Linked DNA regions of Homo sapiens: region 1 is linked to region 2. A link is a loop called in an ENCODE intact Hi-C map of the cell type or tissue named here. Cell type or tissue: A673. All regions are shown on one strand. Each heading gives the region's core, and the rest is flanking DNA. Links, peaks and the distances in the headings are about the cores only. Region 1 overlaps VWC2 (von Willebrand factor C domain containing 2). Region 2 holds the start of PKD1L1 (polycystin 1 like 1, transient receptor potential channel interacting).

Region 1 (11,430 bases), core at 1,218-9,217, 1.9 Mb before region 2:
CAGGAAGCAACAGGTGCTGGAGAGGATGTGGAGAAATAGGAACACTTTTACACTGTTGGTGGGACTGTAAACTAGTTCAACCATTGTGGAAGTCAGTGTGGTGATTCCTCAGGGATCTAGAACTAGAAATACCATGTATAGCTTTCATTGACACGAGGTTACAGGGGAACTCTATAAGCCTAAGAAAAAGAAATCTGATGTTCTGGGAAAGCCTGTGTGGTCTCATCTCTGATGTATCAGCATCAGTAGACCTGTGGAAACACCAAACTTAGCTCAGATGCCCTCACCACCACTTTCAGACCCAGGATTGAAAATCATAGGCAAAGAAGGTAAAGAAATTGAAGCTCTGATTCACTTTTTATGGATTTATACCCAGAAGTGAGACTGTAGAATTGTATGATGGCTCTGTTTTTAACTTGTTGAGAAATCTCCATACTGTTTTTGACAAGGACTACACCATTTTGCATTCCCACCAAGAGTCACAAGGGTTCTAATTTCCCCATATCCTCACCAATACTTGTTCTCTTTTGATTTTTGTTAATAGCCATTTTGACAGTTGTGAGGTAATGTCTCACGGAGGTTTTAATTTGCATTTCCCTGATGATTAGCAATGTTGAGCACTTTTTCTTCTACCTGTCGGCCATCTGTATGTCTTCTTTGAAGATATCTACACTCCCATGTTAATTGCAGCACTATTCACAATACCTAAGATATGGAAACAACTCAAGTGCCCCTGGACAGATGGATGAATGAAGAAAATGTGCTATATGCCTACATTGGAATATTCAGGCTTAAAAAAGAAGGAAATCCTGCCATTTGTGACAACACAGAGGAACCTTGAGGACATTATGCTTAGTGGAAAAAGCCAGTCACAGAAGAAGAAATACTGCATGATTCCATTTATATAAAGTCGCTAGAGGAGCTAAACTCGTAGAACCAGAGCTGAACCAGAATGGTGGTTGCCAGGGGTTGGGGGTAGGGGTAAGTAGAAAGTTGTTGAATGGGTATAAAGTTTCAGTTATGCAAGATAAGTTCTAGAGATCTGCTGCACGATATCATGCCCATAGTTAACAATATGATATTGTGCACCTAAAAATTTGTTAAGAAGGTAGATATCATGTTACGTCTTTTTTTTTTTTTTTTTTTTTTTTTTTTTTTTGAGACAGTATCTGGCTCTGTCACCCAGGTTGGAGTGCAGTGGCCCGATCTCAGCTCACTGAAAGCTCCACCTCCCCAGGTTCACACCATTCTCCTGCCTCAGCCTCCCGAGTAGCTGGGACTACAGGCGCCCGCCACCACGCCCAGCTAATTTTTTGTATTTTTAGTAGAGATGGGGTTTCACCGTGTTAGCCAGGATGGTCTCGATCTCCTGACCTCGTGATCCGCCCACCTCGGCCTCCCAATCATGTTACGTGTTCTTACCATAACAGCACAAAACAAACAGAACAAAACAAAACCAAAAGGACATCAGAGAACTTTTGGAGGTGATGGATATATTAATTACCTGGACTGTGGTGATGGTAACATGAGGGTATACTTATGTCCAAACTCACCAAATTGTAAACACTAATTGTGTGAAGTTTTTTATATACCAATTATACTTCAATAAAGCTGGTGGGGGAAAAGGAAATCCTGCTGTATTCGTCCATTTTGTGTTGTTATAAAGGGTAATTTTTAAAGAAAAGAAGTATATTTGGCTCATGATCTGCAGCCTGTACAAGAAGCATGGGGCCAACATCTTTTTCTGGTGAACCTCAGGAACTCATAATCATGGCAGAAGGAGAAGAGGGAGCCAGTATATCACGTTGAAAGAGGGAGCAAGAGAGAAAAGGGAGGTGCCAGACTCTCTAAACAACCAGATTTCACTTGAGATAATAGATTGAGAACCCACTCATTACCAAGGGGAGAGCACCAAGCCATTCATGCAGAATCCACCCTCATGACTCAAACACCTCCCACTAGGCCCCATCTCCAACATTAGGGATCACATTTCAACATGAGATTCCCAGTTTGGACACACATCCTAACCTTATCACCTGTCTTTACGTGTATGGTCTTATGCATTGCCTCCCAGTAGGGTGGTGTTTCCGGGGACAGAAGGGAACATCAGCCCTGAAAGGCAGCCTTATATACCTGAACTAAGCAGGGTTAAGCATTTCTCAATCAGGTTGCAGAAATAACTGAAGGAAACCCTTTCTCACAGCAGCAAACTGTGGGGCTTAGTGTCTCTCAGTGGATCTGAAAGAAACATCAGTTTTCTTCCTTCTCTTCCCCACTTCACTCTGTCCCTCTCACCAAATCCCTGGGAATCAGCAGGGGAGCCAGGTGCTCTGGGAATTAACGTGCACCGTCAGCCACCGGCCCCTGGCTGGTGAGGGCAGCTGGGAGGGCTGGGCTGGCTTCTGGGGAGGCAGGGACCCTGGAGGCCAAGCACTGAACTGGCCCCTCAGGGGACTCGTTTTTGCCTGATTCACACTATTCACCATCTGCCACCACAAGGCCCCCAGAAATTATTTTGGAGAACTGCCACATTCTCCTGCAGCACAGATCAAGAAACCTGTCCTGACTTAAAGGGACGCTACCTACCTAATGCTTGGCAGGTCTCTTCCTCCTCTCTGTCCCTGGAACCTGTCCTCGCTGAGCCTTCCTTACCTCTCTCCACAACATCTGTCCTCTTTCACCTGGGAAATACCCAAACCTTCCTCCTCCCTGCTGAGAGTCCTGAAAGCCTGCTCTCTGGATGTTAAACTCCCACCCAGAGATGCTGACAAGGTCCCTGTCATGTAAATATACCACCTAATGCCAGGCAACCTGGTACTGAACTGAATCAAAGCTGTCAGTGATCATAAGGAAGATCATGAAACTTCACTAAGAAAGAGACTACACCGTCCATAAACTATGACCCAGTGTTTTCCTCAACCATTTATTGTAAAACATATCCCATTTTCAGAGACATGAGAAAAAGAAAGATTTGCCTTTTGGGAACTAAGAAATATGATAATTGCATTAACTATTAAGACTAATGTGAGCAGGCCTTTCACATACACAATCTCATTTATTTCTATCTTCACAGCTGTACCAAGGAAAATATTTATTTTTCGATTTTCAAATATAGAAGCCGAGAACTCCTCATCCCTCTCAAAGAGGCAGGCTAATGCTTCAGTTTGCATTTTCAGGAAGCTTGGCACTACTCTTATGACAAAAGCCATATTTGTCAGCCCCTCTACCCTGGACCAGGGTGCATGGCATTGGGCAAGTTACTTAACCTTTTTGAGCTTCATAGTTCTAATCTAAAAATATGGTTGATAACAGCCATCCCTTCCAGGTGTTGTGACAAGTGCACCAATTTATCTAGAGCATTTAGTAAAATGTGTGGCTCATGTTGAGGACTTCATGTCTAAAACACCAAAAGCAACAGCAACAAAAGCTAAAATTGACAAATGGGATCTAATTAAACTAAAGAGCTTCTGCACAGCAAAAGAAACTACCATCAGAGTGAACAGGCAACCTACAGAATGGGAGAAAAATTTTGCAATCTACTTATCTGACAAAGGGCTAATATCCAGAATCTGCAAAGAACTCAAACAAATTTACAAGACAAAAACTAACAACCCCATCAAAAAGTGGGCAAAGGATATGAACAGACACTTCTCAAAAGAAGACATTTATGCAGCCAACAGACACATGAAAAAATGCTCATCATCACTGGCCATCAGAGAAATGCAAATCAAAACCACAATGAGATACCATCTCACACCAGTTAGAATAGCGATCATTAAAAAGTCAGGAAACAACAGGTGCTGGAGAGGATGTGGGGAAATAGGAACACGTTTACATTGTTGGTGGGACTGTAAACTAGTTCAACCATTGTGGAAGAGTGTGGCAATTCCTCAAGGATCTCAAACTAGAAATACCATTTGACCCAGCCATCCCATTACTGGGTATATATCCAAAGGATTATAAATCATGCTGCTATAAAGACACGTGCACATGTATGCTTATTGCGGCACTATTCACAATAGCAAAGACTTGGAACCAACCCAAATGTCCATCAATGATAGACTGGATTAAGAAAATGTGGCACATATACACCATGGAATACTATGCAGCCATAAAAAAGGATGAGTTCATGTCCTTTGCAGGGACATGGATGAAGCTGGAAACCATCATTCTCAGCAAACTATCGCAGGGACAGAAAACCAAACACCGCATGTTCTCACTCATAGGTGGGAATTGAACAATGAAAACATTTGGACACAGGAAGGGGAACATCACACACCGGGGCCTGTTGTGGGGTGGGGGGAGGGGGGAGGGATAGCATTAGGAGATATACCTAATGTAAATGACCAGTTAATGGGTGCAGCACACCAACATGGCACACGTATACATATGTAACAAACCTGCACGTTGTGCACATGTACCCTAGAACTTAAAGTATAATAAAAAAATAAAAAATTAAATGTTTTTAATGCTCCTAAAGAAAAAGGATGCAATAATAAATGACAAGAAGAAAAACAAACGTTCATAAACATACTTTATGTTACGTAAAGTATGTTCGTAAACATACTTTATGTAAATTCTTTCATTTAATCTCATTATAGGGTTTATAGTCTACCGTGATAAAGAAAAAAAAAACCAAAAACTTAGGACCTATCTTATTCCACTCTGTCTTTTGAACTGTAAGACACTGGAGGGCAGAGATGGGGTTTGGGTCCCTAATATGCCCCGATGCCCAGCAGAGCTCCTGGCACAGAACAGATAGGCTGGCTGCCAGCATCTCCTGAGGCCAAAGACCAGTCCAGACTTCAGGCATGACTTCCTGGGCCTGGGGAGGGACAGGGGTGTGCCCCCATGGGCAAGTGCTGGGGGCCGGCCACAGGTTCCTAAGGGAGACTACAGTCATACCTGATAGGGTCTGCCATGCAGAACATGCCCACTCCACACGGCAGCAAGAGCCTGACCACGAGAGGCCTCACCTTCAAACTGGGATCCAGAACAAAACCAAGTCCACCCCAGTGACTGCTCCTGTTCAGAGCCCGCAGCCCTGCCCCATAGCCTGGGAGCCTGCCTTCAGCCTGCAGCAAGAGCTGGGCATGCTGCCTTCCTGTGGCCTCCGCTTCTGTCCTTGGTGCAGCTGTTGTTTTTAATGTGTGGGGTGAGGAAGAGGAAAGGGCTCTGGACTGGAGTAGAACTGTGGTGATAAAGGACTGGATTTGTTTGGAGGCCTAACTTCTCCACACTCATTCTTGTAGTTACCCAAGTCCACAGAGTGCCCTGGCTTTACAGAAGCCAGTTTCCATCTGCAACTGTAGTTCAAGGAGCCAGTCACTAGATGGAGACGGAGTCCAAGTCATGGCCAAATGTTCCTCACATCTGGGAGTTTGAGAGCAGAGGGAGGAACCAGGGTTTGGAAGAAGTTGATTAAGACGATCACTTAAATCCCGCAGATTTTGATCTGTAGGAGCAAGGCCCGTCCCCCATCCGTCACACCAAGGTGGTAGGGCTCTTTCTGAAGAGGGGAGGTGAGACATCACCTTGCACCCACCCCTCACTCCTCACAAACATCACTTCTCAAAAAGCCACAGAAACAGGAAAAACCACTAAATAGCATTATCCCCAGGTATGATCTTCGGCCCTTCTGCCCCCCCAATTTTAAGAAGTATAAAGGTTAGTTTAAAGATGGAAAGAAATTATCTCCCTAAAGGGCTAGGCCATGCACAAATCAGATTTCTAGCAAGTGCAAAACAGCACCGGTCACCTTGTTAAGGAGATGAGTGAACAGGCCAGGACAACCACCAGCTCATGCCTGCCAGGCCTCTTCTTTGAACCAGAGCCTGCAATGTCATCTGCATGCATGTCCTTGGTCCTTGAAGAGCACAGCCACAGAGCCACCATGACCCCCTGATGCTCCAGGGTCACTCACCTGGAAAAGGAAGAGCTTTTGAGGCTGGACTTTTGATGCAGGCCATGTTAGTAAGGGTCTGAGATAAGGCAGTGGCCACAGGGCAGAGAGACCAGCTCTGGCCTGATGACCGACTCTCCAGAAAGCAGACACAGGTGGTACTGGTGCCTGCTGGCCTCTGTCGGGCTCCCAGCATCCTGACTGCTCAATACAGTTATTGGTTTAATCCGGATTAAATCCGGACCCTAGGCTGACAGCAGTGATCTACAGGGGATGAGGATGCCATCTTCACTGCCTAGCAGTCCTTAGAACGGGAGTGGGAAAGAGCCCACTGAACTTTAGAGATCCAGTGTTGTGGGTGTGAATGCTCTGTGGGGTCTGGCCATTTTGTAGTGGACTTTTTTTTTTTTTTAGACAGAGTCTTGCTCTGTCTCCCAGGCTGGAGTGCAATGGCGCAAGCTCGGCTCTGCAAACTCTGCCTCCTGGGTTCAAGCGATTCTCCTTACTCAGCCTCCCAAGTAGCTGGGATTATAGGCGTGTGCCAGCACGCCCAGCTAAGTTTTGTATTTTTAGTAGAGACAGGGTTTCACCATGTTGGCCAGGGTGGTCTCGATCTCCTGACCTCATGATCCACCCGCCTCGGCCTCCCGAAGTGCTGGGATTATAGGCATGAGCCACCACGCCTGGCCTGTAGCAGACTTTTTATTTCAGAGTTGGTCCCAGAGCCTGGACTCTGTTCACTCACACACTGTGATGTGGCACTGTCAGATCTGCTGGAGCACTTTCAATATAACATTGCGCTAAGCAAGTGTCCCCTTTCCTGTGGGCAGACATCCTTAAGTGCCCGTCTGCTATGAGCCAGGCTCTGGTGTTTAGCACCAGAGTGAGTTGAATGGTGGCTCCCAGAATGTCTGTCCACTGAGAACCCATGAATGAGGCCTTATTTGGAAAAGGGTTTTTGCAAATGTAATTAAGAAGGGTCTGGAGATGAGATCATCCTGGATTACCCAAGTGGCCCTAAATCCAATGACAAGTGTCATTATAAGAAAAGGAGAAGACACGGGCACAGAGAAGAAGACCACATCAAGACGGAGGCAGAGCCTGCAGTGAAGCCTCTAAAACCCAGGAAGCCCAGGGTGGCGGGCAGCCACTAGGAGCCAGGAGAGAGGCATGTAAGGGAGCAGCCGTCGGAACCTCCAGAAGAAACTGACTCTGTGGGACCTTGATCTACTTTAGACTTCTGGCCTGCAGAATTGCGGACGAGTAAACTGACATTCCTTAAAGCCACTCAGGTTCTCAGGTTGTGGGATTTGCTGTGGCAGCCCCAGGGAGCTAATGGAGCCTGGTGCCACAATCACTTCACACAGCCTTCTCCACAGGGAGTCATCCTGAGGTGCGGTGTCCACTATGGCCAGCACAGTGCCTGACCAAATGTAATGGCAGTACATGCTTGCTGAGTAAATACACGGAGCTCACTGTACCCATGATGTAACTGAGAGTTATGCAGGGTGAAGTAATTTGGGGAAAGTCACACAGGTGAGATATTGGAGACCAATACATGAACACAAGTTGTCTGACACTGGCTTTTTTCCAGAAGATGGCATTACATCTCCTAATCACAAACAGTTGATCCTTTAGGTAATATGAAATTAGACATGGTCTGGCCTACTAAAAACTGATGAGGCTGCTGTGTGTGGACATCTTGTGAGTTCATGCATGCACCTGTGAGCTAATGCTCCTCTCCTCTTTCAGGACCTCCTGCAGAGCCCCTGTCCATCTCCTTGTGCCTAAGCTACCACTCCTTCCATAGTTCCAGGAATACTTGGCTTATAAGGATGCCACAGGAAGACAGGAGGCCTCTTACACTGGATGTGAAGCTATGTCATGGCACTGGCCAGTTTTGTTCATCTTGGACTCACCAATGGAACTGGCAGATGGCAGGTGTGTTAAACAATGTGACTTAAAATAAAGGGCAAATTCCTAGGTGATGATGTAATTCTAGGTCCCTGGTGTGTGGCATGAAGTGGACAGGTTACTACAGTCAAACCTTCATTGATGACAGACCCTATCTGACCACTGTGTTGTGGTACTATGCTCAGTCTTCCTGAATACTGCGTTACAGCACTGTGCTCTGTTTTCCTGCAGCACCATGCTATGTGCTAGGCTTGGTTTTTCTACAGCAACATGTTGTGGTACTGTGCTTAGTCTTCCTGCACCTGTGCTAGGATACTGTGCTCAGTCTTCCTGTGCACTGTGCAGTGGCACTGTGCTCAGTCTTCCTCCACACCCTGCTGTGGTACTGTGCTTAGTCTTCCTGTGCACCATGCTGTACTATTGCACTGAATTTTTTTGTACCTGTGCTATGGTACTGTGCTCAGTCTCTCCAGGGTCCTCTCAGTCCCACTATATGAGGCTTCACTGGCCTCGCAGGTTAGAATCTGAGAAGTGATTCTACCCCAAGACTTGGTTAGAGCAGGAGCCACTTTTATTAAGTCAGACTCTCAGAGAGCAGAATAAGTGACAGGCTGGTTGCCCATTCTTCAGGCTTCTGCTGACATCCACAATCTCCCTGAAATAAATAGGGCACTACCAAATGGTGAAACAAGCACCCAGCGTTAGACTCTATCTAATGGTGCATGTTCTCACACTGAGTCTTGGTTAGAACATTTACATTTGTGAAACAAAAAGAGGCAGCGTGTGTGTGTGTAGAAGGGCTGAAATGTGGCATGGAGTAGGGGTGCATATGCCAGTTAGCTGCAGAAAGATGCACTTCAGAAGGGAGATCCAAACCCCATCCAGAGACCCGCGAGGACCCTTCCTGACAGTCTGCTCCCAGCAGAGCTGATTGCTTTTGGAGCCCTCAGGAGCAGTGGCAGGACACACAGCAAATCTAAACTCCCTTCTTAGCCATCTAATTTCCAGTGCTGCCCCCAGCCAGTTCATCAAAGGAATTACTTTTGAGCAGATTTAATAAAACTAGCACTTTCTCTCTCTCTCCTCGGGGAAATTCATTCATAAAAGACAAAAGCATTTTGTGATAAAGAGATGGTGACTGTATTGGTTTCCCCCCACAGCCGAGGCTTCACGGGATCCAGTGGGGTTTCCCTGGGACTGTAGGGTATGAACTGCTGGGATATGTAAGTCAAACTCTGAGAAATAAGAAATACAGTACAGTAGGACAAGAAATGCGAGGGAAGCGCACCAACACATTTGTCATACATGAAGCAAGCAGGACCTAAAGAGAAATAGAGACAATTGGCTACTGTATTGAGCAGATATAATCAACACACATTTTCCACAGTTTAGATAACTTTTTGTGCTATCATATAAGAGATACAGAGACTAGGAAATTCTGAAAATATTATTAGAGGTGTGTTCTGTCTAGATTCCTTTCTGGTCTACTGAATTAGACACAATGTAATCATTTTATTGACTATACTATAAAAGTGTATTTGAATTGTGGCATAAAAAATAATTTAAGGGCCAAAGAACAGTTACCAAAATATCCACTTATATTATTAACCTGTGAGAGAAATGATTCATACAAAACACAAAAATGTGTTTGCCTTTGAACATATAAGGTCTGAGGAGGTGAGAAACGACAGTCAATGATTTATAGATGCACATATTTTTGACATGATTTTACAAGTGGAGAAAGGGAAAAGATGGCTCCTGAGAGCAGCTAGAGAGGAGCTGGGTGATAAACCAGGAAACGAGAGAGCAGACCACAGCTACAGGAGACACACCATTTCTGGGCTCACTGAGCAACAGTTCCTATGGCCCACAGCCGACCCTGGGCAGGTGGGCTGGAAACAGAGGATCCCATGTGTCCTGGGATGCACAGCTGGTCCGGGGCCATGCCCGGCTCTCACACACTGCAGGGCGTCGCCTGCTTCCTCTTGTCAGTGGGGAGCAGGACATTTGGAGCTACCCCACAGGAGAGAGAAGATCCTGGAAAGACCCTGCCGTGGGAGGCTCTGAGTGGAGGTGGGAGGGTGACACTCTCTGGACAGCTAGTGCTGCACCACAGACTGCTCCCAAAGACACTTGCAGCATAAGTGCAAAACTCATACGTCACTCAAAGTTGGGCCCCTATCTTGCAGCCTCCCCAGCCCCCACTGGTTAGACAGGGCATCCCACTCACAAAGCTGACTCCTGTTACATTTCTCCCAGAGACAGATCTAATTAGCGACTGAGACCTGTAGAAGCTTCCGACTTCCCACCCATGTTGCTGTGGAAGCAACATGCTGTGCTAGCCCTATCTCATTTTCTGCATTCTAATGCTTTGACATTGAGCCTTGCTGACGTTGGAGGGACTGCCCCTCCCAGTGCTAACCCATTCCAGGAGATAGTAAACCACTCACCTGTGAGTGCACTTTTCTTGTTGATTACCCAATCAGAGCTCACATCCCCATGACCTCCTCTGCGGGCTTTCACACTGAGAGCCACTGTCCACCTCTTCTGATCATCAGGGCCAGGTTCCAGACACAGGGGCAGTTCCTGTGCTCACAGTCTGCTGAAATCACTCCAAGTAGCCAATCCTAAGCCCGCCTCACCCCTTCTTCCCGTGGAAGCCACCATGAGGGCTTTTGCTCATATTTTACTTCAGCTTCTTCTGCCTCCTGACCCAGGCCAGCGTGCCCCTGTGTGTTCCTCAATAGAACACCCTCTTCTCTTGGGATATCTGAGTATAACCAACTCTCTTTGAACAATGATGATCATCTCATGATCTGTTGACCTTACCATACCCAATAATAAAACCCACATTTTCAAACCCTTGCCCTTGGGAGGGTCACAAGTAATAGCACTAAACTAATAATGGTCAGGGATCCCTGCAAGGCTCTGTGCTCAAGCCACACACACACATTCACTATTTGACCCTCTCAGCAACAATTCTACAGCACAGATAACACTATTATGCCAATTTCAGTATTCAGAAATAGAGGATTAAAGAGGATAAGTAACTTGTCAATAGTCGCAAATGATACTAGTCAGATGTGGAATTTACAACCTAATTATATTATATTATATATATTATATTATATTATATTATAATAGGTTCACACATTTTTGTGTCTTAATATTACATCCCACAGGGGATTCTTATATCCTGGCAGTGACCCTTTTAAAATACACCTATTCGTGTCACAAGTCCCTCTCTACAGCTTGCTATTCTTTTAAAAACTTTGCAAATAACAAGCCAACATTTTCAAAGACATCCCAATTTGACACAGACCTTCTGCTCACTGCAAGTTAGAGTTAAATTCTGCAGGTAGGAAATTTACAGCCTCACACTGAATAATTCACATATGCAATCTGTCAAACTGCTAATTATTCCTTCAAAGAAAAACAATCAGATATTTGTATCATAATATTTTACCTCATTTAGGCTAAACTGCCAAGGTGTCAGAGTGATTAGGAACCTACTTCTCTGGCTGTCAAATGAGGCTGGGGAAATTTACATATGTATAAAGGAGGGAAAATGTATGCATTCCTATATCAGGAAATTATGAGTTAATTCAACCAAT
Region 2 (11,430 bases), core at 2,233-10,232:
TCTTAAAATGGGCCATATTTGGAAGCCATTTACCTAATTTTATTCAGAATATTTTTACTTAAAGCAGTTTTCAAAACTCGACGTTTTCCAGTTTGCTTGGCTGCATCCACGTCTCACCTTAAGCAGCACACCCCTCCGTCCTCGGGAGGGAAGCAGTGAGTTTGGTTCTGTGTTGTGCTCCCTGTTGTACCAGTGCAGTGCTCGGCAAACCCCAGGTGGAGGAGTATGGCCCAAGAATGTAGATGAACTGGGAACCCCTCCCTTGTCTGGATGCAGCTGCTCTGAGGAAACAATGCTGGCCGCACTGCCCGGAAAAAGGCGAGGCTGCCCAGCCCAGCGCTGGCCCCGAGGGTGTTCTGCAATGATGGAAACATTGTATAGTTTGTATCTTGGCTACTGAGCCCTTGAAATATGGCTAATGATGGAGAAGCTAAAGCTAATTCTTTTTTTTTTTTTGAGACAAGAGTTTCGCTCATTGCCCAGGCTGGAGTGCAATGGCACGAAGTTGGCTCACCACAACCTCTGCCTCCCCGGTTCAAGCGATTCTCCTGCCTCAGCCTCCTGGATAGCTGGGATTACAGGCGTGCATCACCACACCTGGCTAATTTTTTTGTATTTTTAGTAGAGACGGGGTTTCTCCAGCTAATTCTTAATTCTATTTAATTGTAAGTAACTTAAGCTCCAGTAGCTGAGAGTGGCTATGAGAGTGGCTATGAGAGTGCCTCCCACGTAGGGCAGTGCAGGCATATTTCTTCCCTCAATTATGTCACTTTCTTTGCTCCTCCTCATTTCCTGGCATCTTTGGTTAGCACTGCTGGCTTCAAAAACATCACAAACTTTAAATGTAGGCCCTGTTCTCAGGATGTCCAGCCCCACAAGGAAGGAACAGGCAGCAGCAAGGTCAGAGCATCCAGGTGTGCGTGTGGGTATGGATGCCAGCCCAGCAGGCAGGGTTGCACAGGTGTCTTTACCCAGTGGACTCTGTTTAGATTTGACAGGAAGGTGTCAGAGCAAATCACAGGGGCTTCAGAAAGAAGGGATTTTGTTCGTTTACAAACTGCAGTTTGCAGTTTATCCTTTTCTTGGTCACAGGCGCATTTGAAAGTGTATTGCTAATGAAATTGGAAAGTATGCATTTCCCCCAAATCTGAGATTTACTCACAACAAGCACAGTGGGGACAAAGCCAGAGGCACTGACAAGGCAGTGTGAGAAGAGCAGAGGTGGCAGCAGGCCCCAGGAGACAGGTGTGTTAGGTCAACAGCAGGCCCCTTAACCCACCACAGGGCTCTGGTTACTCACCTCATTGGCAGCAAAGTTCCAGAAAACACAGGATCCAAGGCCGGACACCCGTAGCTTGGTTCATCATTGTTCAAGGGGTCTGTGTTCCCATCTGAGAAAGAGCTTGTGCCTGAAAACGTTCCCACTCTTCTTGGTATCACTCTCTTCAGAGTGGAGAGAAAAAATATCTAGTGTTCTGAGTAAAACATTAAGTTTTCTAAAATCTCTGAAGGTTTAAATGTTGGTATAAAGAACTAAGACAACTAACAAGTGCTTTAAAAATATAAGAGAAAATGTTTCGTAATGGAGAGAACTCAGTCTGACCCGCCAGTTGCAAACAAGGAGAGGTGCAGGAGGTTCGGAACCAGATCATTCCTAGGTTCTGCCGTAAGACAGAGTGCGCCTAGTGTGTGCCTTGCCAGCCTTCCTTAGGAATGCTCTTCTGCTCTTGTGGAAGGTATCCTGTTCCCCAGTGCAGTTGTGGACAGTTACAGCTTTTTTTTTTTTTTTTTTTTTTTGAGACAGAGCCTCGCTCTGTTGCCCAGGCTGGAGTGTGGTGGCACGATCTCGGCTCACTGCAACCTCCGCCTCTCGGTTTCGAGCAATTCTCCTGCCTCAGCCTCCCGAGTAGCTGGGACTACAGGTGCGTGCCACCATGCCTGGCTAATTTTTGTATTTTTAGTAGAGACGGGGTTTCACTATGCTGGCCAGGCTGGTCTCGAGCTCCTGACCTCGTGATCCGCCCACCTCGACCTCCCAAAGTGTTGGGATTATAGGCGTGAGCCACCGCGCCCAGCCAACAGTTACAGCTTTTTATTCTCAGACTTCTCTCAGCTTCCATGTACAGTCTCTCCCTTGAGTAGTGATCTGTTTCAGGCAGCCACAAAGATCCCTACCTAAAACACACTTTTGTTTTGTTTTGTTTTGTTTCATTTTGTTTTTGAGGCAGAGTCTCACTCTATTGCACAGTGGTGCAATCTCGTCTCACTGCAACCTCCACCTCCTAGGTTCAAGCAATTCTCTCGCCTGAGCCTCCTGGGTAACTGGGATTACAGATGTGTGCCACCACACTTGGCTATTTTTGTATTTTTAGTAGAGACGGGGTTTCACCATATTGGCCAGGCTGGTCTCAAACTTCTGGCCTCAAGTGATCCACCCACCTTGGCCTCCCAAATTGCTGGGATTACAGACATGAGCCACCACGTCTGTCAAAAGCACACTTCTTAGGAAGGAATTTGTCTGACAGTGTTAGGAAAACAAAAGCTGTTTCTGCTTGGGAAAATGTTACTGGAGTTTGGATTTTTCCCTCTGTGTTTGATGTGTGTCCTGATAAGAGGTCACAAGTACAGAAGCTGGAAGCATTAAGCTCTATTTCTTTGTCTTCCAGAGGATGTAGGAAGAAGCTGGTCTGCTGACTGTCATACTTGTGACCAGCTTGCACAGGACATGGCCGAGGAGGCAGCCCAGAACATTTCTGATGACCAGGAAAGGTGAGTTATCACTGTTCTCAGAGGGTTTGGTAAGCTTGATTTTAAAGTATGCATTCAGAAATTTTCTTTCAAAAGTCATCACCTCTAGGATGTGGGCTCACTCTGGCACGAGTGGAGGCCCTGTACCAGGAGGGTGCATTTGGCCGGCGGGGTCAGTTCAGAGGTTGGAGTTGGTGTTGAGAATGGAGTTTTTTCCTGAAGGCTTTTGAGAAGACTCCTCCAAGCGGATGCCTTCAGCCATGAGAAGTGCTGATTGCTCTTCCTGCAAATGCAGGATACCTTCCAAGTTCGAGGACTTTCTGCTGCCTGGTAGTAGACAAAGTTAAGCTATCTGCTTGTCTGCTAGGTCCCTTGCATGGAGACCAGGAGAAACCTGGCACAGGAAGAGATCATGGGGTCTTGGCCCAGGGGTCTTATTTCTTTTTTTTTGAGACGGAGTCTCTCTCTGTTGCCCAGGCTCGAGTGCAGAGGTGCGATCTTGGCTCACTGCAAGCTCTGCCTCCTGGGTTCATGCCATTTATCCTGCCTCAGCCTCCCAAGTAGCTGGGACCACAGGCGCCCACCACCACGCCCGACTAATTTTTTGTATTTTTAGTAGAGACGGGGTTTCACTGTGTTAGCCAGGATGGTCTCGATCTCCTGACCTTGTGATCTGCCCGCCTTGGCCTCCCAAAGTACTGGGATTACAGGCATAAGCCACCGCACCCAGCCTCCATGGGTCTTATTTCTAAACCCTCTTCCCCATGCTCTGTGCGCGCCAGCACCCATGTGTTGTTGAGGCTGGGCAGCCTGTGTGCTCTGCTGTTGACTGTCTCATGGCAGTGTGACATGGTGCAAACCTCCATGCCCCCTTTCCTGGGCGTGAGGCCAGCAAGGTGACCTGCCTGTGGGATGTGGTAAGGACCCAGGTGGGTCACCGCTGTCCCCTGGCCTGGCATGATGGGAGCCTGTGCCTGCAGATCTTGCCCAGTGGGGTACCCCGCCACTGCAGGTCACTTTACCTCCTCACCCCCAGATTTCTCATCCTGAAAATCTGAGTACCCCTGTTGTCACATCTGTAAACTCCAGAGGGTCGTTATAAAAATCAGTATCCTTGATGAATGCTTGCTGTCAGCATTTCTGCCTTTGTTAGCTTACTGTCTTTGTGCCATCACCATCATTTTATCAAAGAAACCCAAAGCAAACCAGGATGAGAAAATGAGGCTGCACGTGTTGACGGGGTTGGTCACATTCATGCTTGGAAATTTCTTTGCCTTATGTCACTCACTGCTGCCAAGCATTGTCTGATTTTGGCTACAATTTTTTCCCTTATTTTTTCTGGTTACCTCATGTTTCTTTTATTCCAAATGCCCATGCTCCTGCAGACTCCCAGAGCCTTGATGTTGGCCCAATTTGACCTTCACTCTTATCAGTCAGGGAATTGCAAGGAATTACCCCTTTGCCCTTAGAAAGGAAAGAAAAGCTGAGGAGCGGAAGTCGCTGACTTGATGTTTTTTCCCCTGTATATTTATACATCTTGTACTTGCAGACCAACTAGTTCATGCACGCACTAGCCATTGTAATTGGTGTCGAGGCCCCATTTCTGAAGTCATAGCCTTTTGGGGTTTCCTGAGTCACCTAAAGCAAGACAGTGACTGATCTTGTTCATAGAAACAGAAGAGGTTTCTTGACTCTCCTGTAGCCCTCATTTCATGGAGTTAGGCCTGTAGTGTCTGTGTGTGTGTGTGTGGTATAGGACATGTGTGTGGGTGGTGTGGTGTGTGGTCTGTGTGTAGTGTGTGGTGTATGTGTGGTATGGTATGAGTGGGGTATGGTGTGTGTGTGATACATGGTGTGTGCTGTGTGATGTGTGTGTAATGTGTTGGTGTGTGTGTGGTGTTTGTGTGTATGGTGTGTTTGTGTGGTGCGTGGTGTGTGGTGTGTGCGATGTGTGTGTGGTGGGTGGGTATGTGCTGTGTGGTGTGTGTATATTGTGTGTGATGCTGTGTGGTGTGTTTGTGTGGTGTGAGTGTGGTGTGGTGTGAGTGTGTGGTGTGTGTTTGTGTGGTAGGTATTTGTCCTAATGCTCTCCCTCCCCTTGCCCCCCAGCCCCTGACAGGCCCCGAAAAACACTCACTCTTAAGGGATTCTAAGAGATCTGTCATGTAATTCAAACAAATGGCTCGACTAGTTCCCTTGAGGCACATGATGCCTCAGAGACTGTGTTTGAGCCATCAGTATCATCCTGTTCCCCGACAGTCACAGTTAACTAAGAGGAAGCCAGGTACCTCTGTGAAAATGGTGCTGATTCTGTGCCAGGGCCTGGGGACCTGCCTCCTCACAACACCAGGAAAAAGAGCCTCCCTTGTATTTAAATTATCTCCCCCTTCCATTTTTTTTATTTGAAAAGACCTCTGAAATCTCAAGGAAAATTAGCTTTGCAGCACTATCCTTGGCGCCTCTGTGAGTGGAGGACACACCTGTTGGGGATGTGTTTCTCACCTTCTGAGACAGAAAATTACTTCTCAAGGGCCAACTATGTCCCAGGAACCAGGGCTGGTGTTTTCTGTGTGTAGCACTTGGAAGTTATCCTGTTGTGGGGGTGTCTGGGAGGGTCTCGGAACTTGGTGGGTGCCAGGGCTATCTAACCTTGTGTGGGCCCAGAGTGGTGGGCAGTCTCACAGCTGTGGACTGTGGGGCGCACGTGGTGGACAGAGGTTAGGTTCGTCCTTTCCTTAATTTTATTTGCCCGCTAGATCATTGCAGAAATCCTCTAAGTCTGATCTGGTCTGGTCTGTATGATTCCAAAGTTGTCCCCTTTTCTATTATTGTTATTTTTTATTTTTTCATTTCTCTGGCCTTTGGAAGACAAGCATAGTTGAGAGTAGGCAAGGAAATCCTTGGAATTATTCAACAGTTTGAGGCCTTTGACCTAGTGACCATCTTCATCTTCAAAATAACAGCTTTTCACCTCCCTGCACACTTTCCTCAACTATAAATATTGTCCTCGTCTGCCCTCTGGTGGCGGCTTCTTGGGCATCAAGAACCAGGCTTGTAAAAATTGGGTGAAACTATCCAGTTTTATCTTTGTAGAAACCTTGCTTAAGATAAAGTAGATATCCTCTAGACTTTATAGACATCCAAGACAGGTAAAAAAGAGAATTCTAAAGAGCTGAATGCATTTTTCAGGGGAAAGAACAAAGGCGAACACCTTTAGCAGCTGGTTACCAAGCATTTAGCTAATACAGGGCGGCCCTTTCTAGAATGACAGTCCTGGCAGCAGCCCCGTGAAGTAGGTCTGTGTCGTTCCTCTCAAACAGAGAAGGAGACTGACACAGAGAGGCAAGGTGACTGCCTGTGTCTAGAAGAAGTGGATGTAGAGCCTGCCCTTCTCCTTAGCACAGCAGCCTATATGGAGCTGGGAACTTGGCAACGGTTCCCATTGCCCTGTCGCTGGGAATGGGCATGGAGGAGAAACCCAAATCACACCATCCATTTCTGGCTGAATCAAGACCAGAACCCAGGAAACCCGCACCTTAGTTCAGGACTATTTCACTCGCTGCACTTGATCTTTCTCAAGTCGATTGGTGCCAGACACAGATACCTCAGGACCCAAGGAGCTACAGGCTGAAAGGGAATGACCAGGGACCAGATGATGACCCACGATGATCTCTGCTGACAAACATGAGAGCAGCAGACAGCTGTCAAGGCCTAGGGAGTCCAGAGGGAAAGTCACCAGCTGTGCCAAGGGGCAGAGCTTTGGGGCTGACTTCAGCTGCAGCTTGAGCTCTGGAGGCACACCTGTAGAGAGCTTTGAAGGAAGGTGCCATAGAATTGGCATCGGCTTTGGGTGTGCTGAGAACCAGGTTTAAACGTTGGCTCTGCCTCTCACTGATGGTGTGAGCTTCGCTGAGTTAATTTGTTTTGCTGGGCCTTCATGATCCCATCTGCATTAGGCTATTCTTGCATTGCTATAAAGAAATACCTGAGACTGAGAAAGGAAGTTTAATTGGCTCACGGTTCTGCAGCCAGTACAGGAAGCATAATGCTGGCGTCTGCTACTGGGGAGGCCTCAGGAAGCTTACAATCATGGTGGAAGGTGAAGGGGGAGCAGGTGCATCACATGGCGACAGCAGGAGCAAGAGGAGGGGAGGAGATACCACACACTTTTAAATGACCAGATCTCGGAGAACTCACAAAGACAGCACCAAGCCATGAGAGATCTGCCCCCGTGATCCAAACACCTCCCACCAGGCCTCACCTCTAGCACTGGGGATTACAATTCAACATGAGATTTGCACAGGGACAAATACCAAAATGATACCAGCATCTGAAAAAGTAACTGCACGGAACCTCTCAAGTCTGTTGTGGAAATAAACAGGGAGGATGCCATGCAGTGCCTACTCTGTGTCTGCGCTGGCATCTCTCCCCAGGGTCATGGGTTCCATGCTGTTCTTTTCTGCAGCATGCCAGATCCCCATGGGCTGGAAGAATGTGCTCTTAGGGCTGTGAGTGAGCAGCAGGAATGGGGATGATGAGGCAGGAAGAGAGGAGGAGGAAGAGGAGCCCTGGAAGCTGCCAGACCTTGCCCTGGAAGGTCAGCTCTGTGCATCTGGGCAGGAAGCCCTGGAGGCAGCAGGAAGAGAGATGGATCTGTTCGGAGGCTGTTTTAGTAGTCAGATGGGAACTATATTTCAGTTAATCTTCTAAAACAGACCCTGAGTTTGGGAAATATGAAGTGAAAAGAACCATAGATGCGAGTCTTTTTGTTCATATGGCAGCCAATTTTGTACTTAATACTTTTGTGGCAGAAATATGGATATGGATGGAAGAGTGGTCACAGGATGTCTGTGATTAAACGATTGTACTTAATTTAATTTTCCTCTGGTTATTTTCTTTCCCTTAGGTGTCTCCAGGCTGCCTGCTGCCTTTCCTTTGGTGGTGAGCTGTCTGTGAGCACTGACAAGAGCTGGGGTCTTCATCTGTGCAGCTGTAGCCCTCCTGGAGGTGGATTGTGGGTCGGTAAGGCCTTGGGGAAGGAGGCATGGCCACCATGATAAGAATGTTGCTTTATTTCCCTGGTATAAACAGGACATCTTCCACATGGGAATTTCATTTTCTGCTTTTAAGAAACAGAAGGAAGGTCAGAGTGATCTTAAACCTGCTGTTTTGCAAGTGCCTCTAACTTAAATAGTCCACATGCCAGGATGGTACACACACATATATATATATATATATATATATATATATATATTTTTTTTTTTTTTTTTTTGAGACGGAGTCTCACTCTGTCACCCAGGCTGGAGTGCAGTGGCATGATCTTGGCTCACTGCAAGCTCTGCCTCCTGGGTTCACGCCATTCTCCTGCCTCAGCCTCCTGAGTAGCTGGGACTACAGGCGTCCGCCACCACGCCCAGCTAATTTTTTGTATTTTTGGTAGAGACAGGGTTTCACCGTGTTAGCCAGGATGGTCTCCATCTCCTGACCTCGTGATCTGCCCACCTCGGCCTTCCAAAGTGCTGGGATTACAGGCATGAGCCACGGCGCCTGGCCAGGATGGTATATTTTTAACTCCTTCACTGGGCCCCACCCCTGACTTTCTGCTTTAGGAGGTCTGGGGTGAGGCTGAGATCTGGGGGCCACACTTCGAGAACAACCAAGACTGTAAGTGGGGCCTCCCAGAGCCCAATGAAGGGAATACTTAGGTTACAGGAGGTGTCTGCATGGCCACAGGTGTGGGGTTTTCCTCCTCGTCCTTAACACAGAGAGTATCTCTGTTTTTAATTTTTAAAATGAAAATTCTAAAGTGTTGCCTGAAACGTAATTGCCAGGATTCCTTTAAGTAGAAGGAATTTTTGAGTTTTCAACTTAGGCTACACATTTGGTAGACCTGAGAAACGGATTTTTAAAATTAAATTTAAAAAAATTTTTTTAATTTCTAAAGAGACGGATTTAAATGGAGTGGGGGGGCGGGGGCGCGGGGCAGGAGGCGGGTGTGTGCCTGGCATCAATGTTGAAACAATGCAACGCCAATTCTTTTGCAATTCTTATGTTAAGATCATGTGGAATTGTTACCTAAATGCCAGGGGTTTGCCTGACATCCTGCTGCTGCTGCTTACGTACAGAGCATAATCATCATGAAGACTGCGAGGATTGCCAGGGAAGAAAGCTTTATCAGGTGCTGCAGATGAGGAGAAGGGAGATAAAGTCTCAAATATATCTCCCCATCTGACTAAAACTTGGGGGTTTATATAGCAGGGAAGACGAGAAAACAAAATTAGAGAGGGGTGAGGAAGCAATCTGAGGAATGAGGGGCCTGGCTGGATGCAGGGATCTGGTGGGTCCCTTTCCTGGGTTGGTTTCCTGAGGGAAGAACTCAGATGAGATGGATGTTAAGTTTCAGGTTTTAAGACTAGGAGAGTCAGTTTCCATGTTTATTCAAAAAACCTATAAATATCACTTCTGTGGGACAATTAAGCCAATTTCAGGATTAGTTTCACTCACTTAGTTTATTTCTCCTTTTGTGACATACTTTATTCAATTTTGCAATTTTATGTACTTTTTATGATTTTTTATTTATTTCTTTCTGTTCAGGGGTATATCCACTTTTTTTTCCAGATAATTTGAGCACAGTGACTTTGATGACTAATTGGTTTCAGAGAAATATGAGTCACTTGACTATTCTAGCTTATTCCGAAACATTTTCTAAATATTTCTTCCTCTCGGATGTGTCCAGTTCAGGAAATTACTTCATACCTCAGTTGGTGCATCCAGCCTGCATGGGTGCTCAATGGCACTCGATGGCATTTGTAGCACGTCACATATTAGGCCAGGAACACGGCCTTTGATTTTTCCTCAGCTTTTGTTATCACAAGATATTAATACACTGGACTCTTGACAGTAAATAGTGACTTTGACTCACAATGTTAAAACTGGATTTGATATTGTCCTAGGCTAAACTTGAGAGTGTCCTGGGAGGCTAGGGGCAAGCTGACTGCCAGCACCACTGCTGGGGTGCAGGGATTGGAAGCCACATCCCCTGTGAGGATGGCCCAGCCCTGGCCTGGAGCTCCTGGAGAACCTGCTGCTCTCGGCGGCCTGCAGGCCTTTGGGTTCCTTTTAGCCTGAGCAAAGCTGGCCAGAATAACAGACTGGGGTTAAGAGAGCCCAGGCAGAAACAGGTTTCCTTACAGGGACTCGGGTCTGACAGAAAAGCAGCAGGGTGCTCCAGTCCCCTCTTCACCCGCCACCCCCACTTCCTTCCCCTCCTACCTGGGGATGAGAGGGGTGGGGGCTTCAGGGAAAGCAGCTCTTGCACCCAAGGCAGTCGCCTGGCTTCTTGCTGAGAGTGGCTCTGTGCAGGGCCAGGTCTAGCAGAAATATTTTCTTTTAACTTTTATTATGGACATTTTCAAACATCTGCATGAGTAGAGAGAATGGCATCACAAACACTCAAGGACCTGTCATCGCTGGCAACAGTTGTCAGCTGTGCGCAGATCCTATTCCAGATGCTCTCACAGACATGGGATGTGGCAGGGCCCTCAGCCTCCCAGCCGGGTGGACACTGGCTCCGCTCACTGCCCGGCCTTCAGCCCTCAGAGATGGGAGGAGTGAACGTCAGCCAGGTCCGTGCTACCATCAGGGCCAGATTGCCTGGGTGGGAACATCCTGCTTATAAACTTTGGAGTGTCTTTAATGGTCTTCCTGTTTGTCCAACAGCTCCCCAACCACTCCTTCCGACTGTGGTGTTGCCCCCTCTACTACACACCCCTGAGCAGGACCTTTGACCCTCATTATTTTATGACCAGACCACTGGGTGTTTCTGGAACAGGCATTCATTATCAGCGTGGCTGGTGGTTGTGCGTTTCCTCATATTGCTTAGTGTGGGCTACACCTAAGACATTGTTTAAGCAAGGAAATAGAAAGAAAACACACACAGCAGGACACGGCAGCCCAAGGACACGCATCTTCATGATCAGCCCGTTGTTAGGCCCAGGTGGCTTTGACCTTATGTATAACTTAGGGCTTCTCCAGCTTTATGTTCTCACCTTCCCAGCACATTGCAGTCTTCAGAATGTTTGCTTTTTTTTTTTTCTCTAGAGGTCTATGCTAATCATGTGCTTCTTATGAGTGATGGGAAGTGTGGCTGTCCTTGGTGTGCTCTGAATGGAAAGGCAGAAGACCGGGAATCACAGAGCCCATCCTCATCAGCTTCCAGGCAGAAGGTATTCCTGGATCTGGGGAAATTAGGCTTTTCTTCCTGAATACAGTACATGTACAGTACAGCTAAAAAGCACCTCCATGTTTCATCAGGAATTCATCAGGGATTGTTTTCCTATCATGTGTGTTTGTGCCAATGAAGCAAGTGTGACTTATAAAGCCTTAATTCAGCTCCAGAGCATAGTTCCACATATAAGAAGTGCAGGCAGGGCTAGCCCAGCCCAGAGGAGTAGGGGATAGCCCTCAGATGGGGAGTGAGGGGTAGCCCTCAGGTGGGGAGTGGGGGCTGCCCTGCAGGTGGGGAGTAGGGGCTGCCTCCCAGGTGGGAAGTAGGAGGGTAGCCCTCAGGTGGGGAGTGGGGGCTGCCCCTCAAGCGGGGAGTGGGGGCTATCCCCGGGGTGGGGAGTGGGTGCTGTCCCCCAGGTGGGGAGTGGGAGCTGCCCCGAGATGGCTCCAGCACAG

The links. Peaks named below come from ENCODE experiments on the same cell type or tissue, not always from the same donor. Only the 100,000 strongest peaks of a DNase experiment are listed, where the experiment ranks them.
Region 1: a loop joins it to region 2, with 20 times the contacts of the local background. A loop is called at or near these places in 7 of 110 quality-filtered maps.

Annotation. Positions count from the first base shown.
Region 1 is chr7:49,846,739-49,858,168 of GRCh38, reverse strand. The region is part of intron 3 of VWC2 (von Willebrand factor C domain containing 2); the gene reads right to left. It also overlaps a transcript of ZPBP not described here. Among named protein-coding and RNA genes, the nearest start is that of VWC2, 79 kb to the right of the region's middle. RefSeq lists a silencer at 6,942-7,236. In A673, for the core only: a CTCF peak has its summit at 5,328 (motif pointing right); no DNase peak of the experiment used is centred there.
Region 2 is chr7:47,939,736-47,951,165 of GRCh38, reverse strand. It overlaps PKD1L1 (polycystin 1 like 1, transient receptor potential channel interacting), which reads left to right and starts at 2,700. Exons shown (of 57, transcript NM_138295.5): 1 at 2,700-2,769; 2 at 7,655-7,770; 3 at 10,849-10,973. The coding sequence starts at 2,726. RefSeq lists a silencer at 8,680-8,974 and enhancers at 8,762-9,961, 9,354-9,977. In A673, for the core only: a CTCF peak has its summit at 5,766 (motif pointing left); a DNase peak (open chromatin) is centred at 5,755.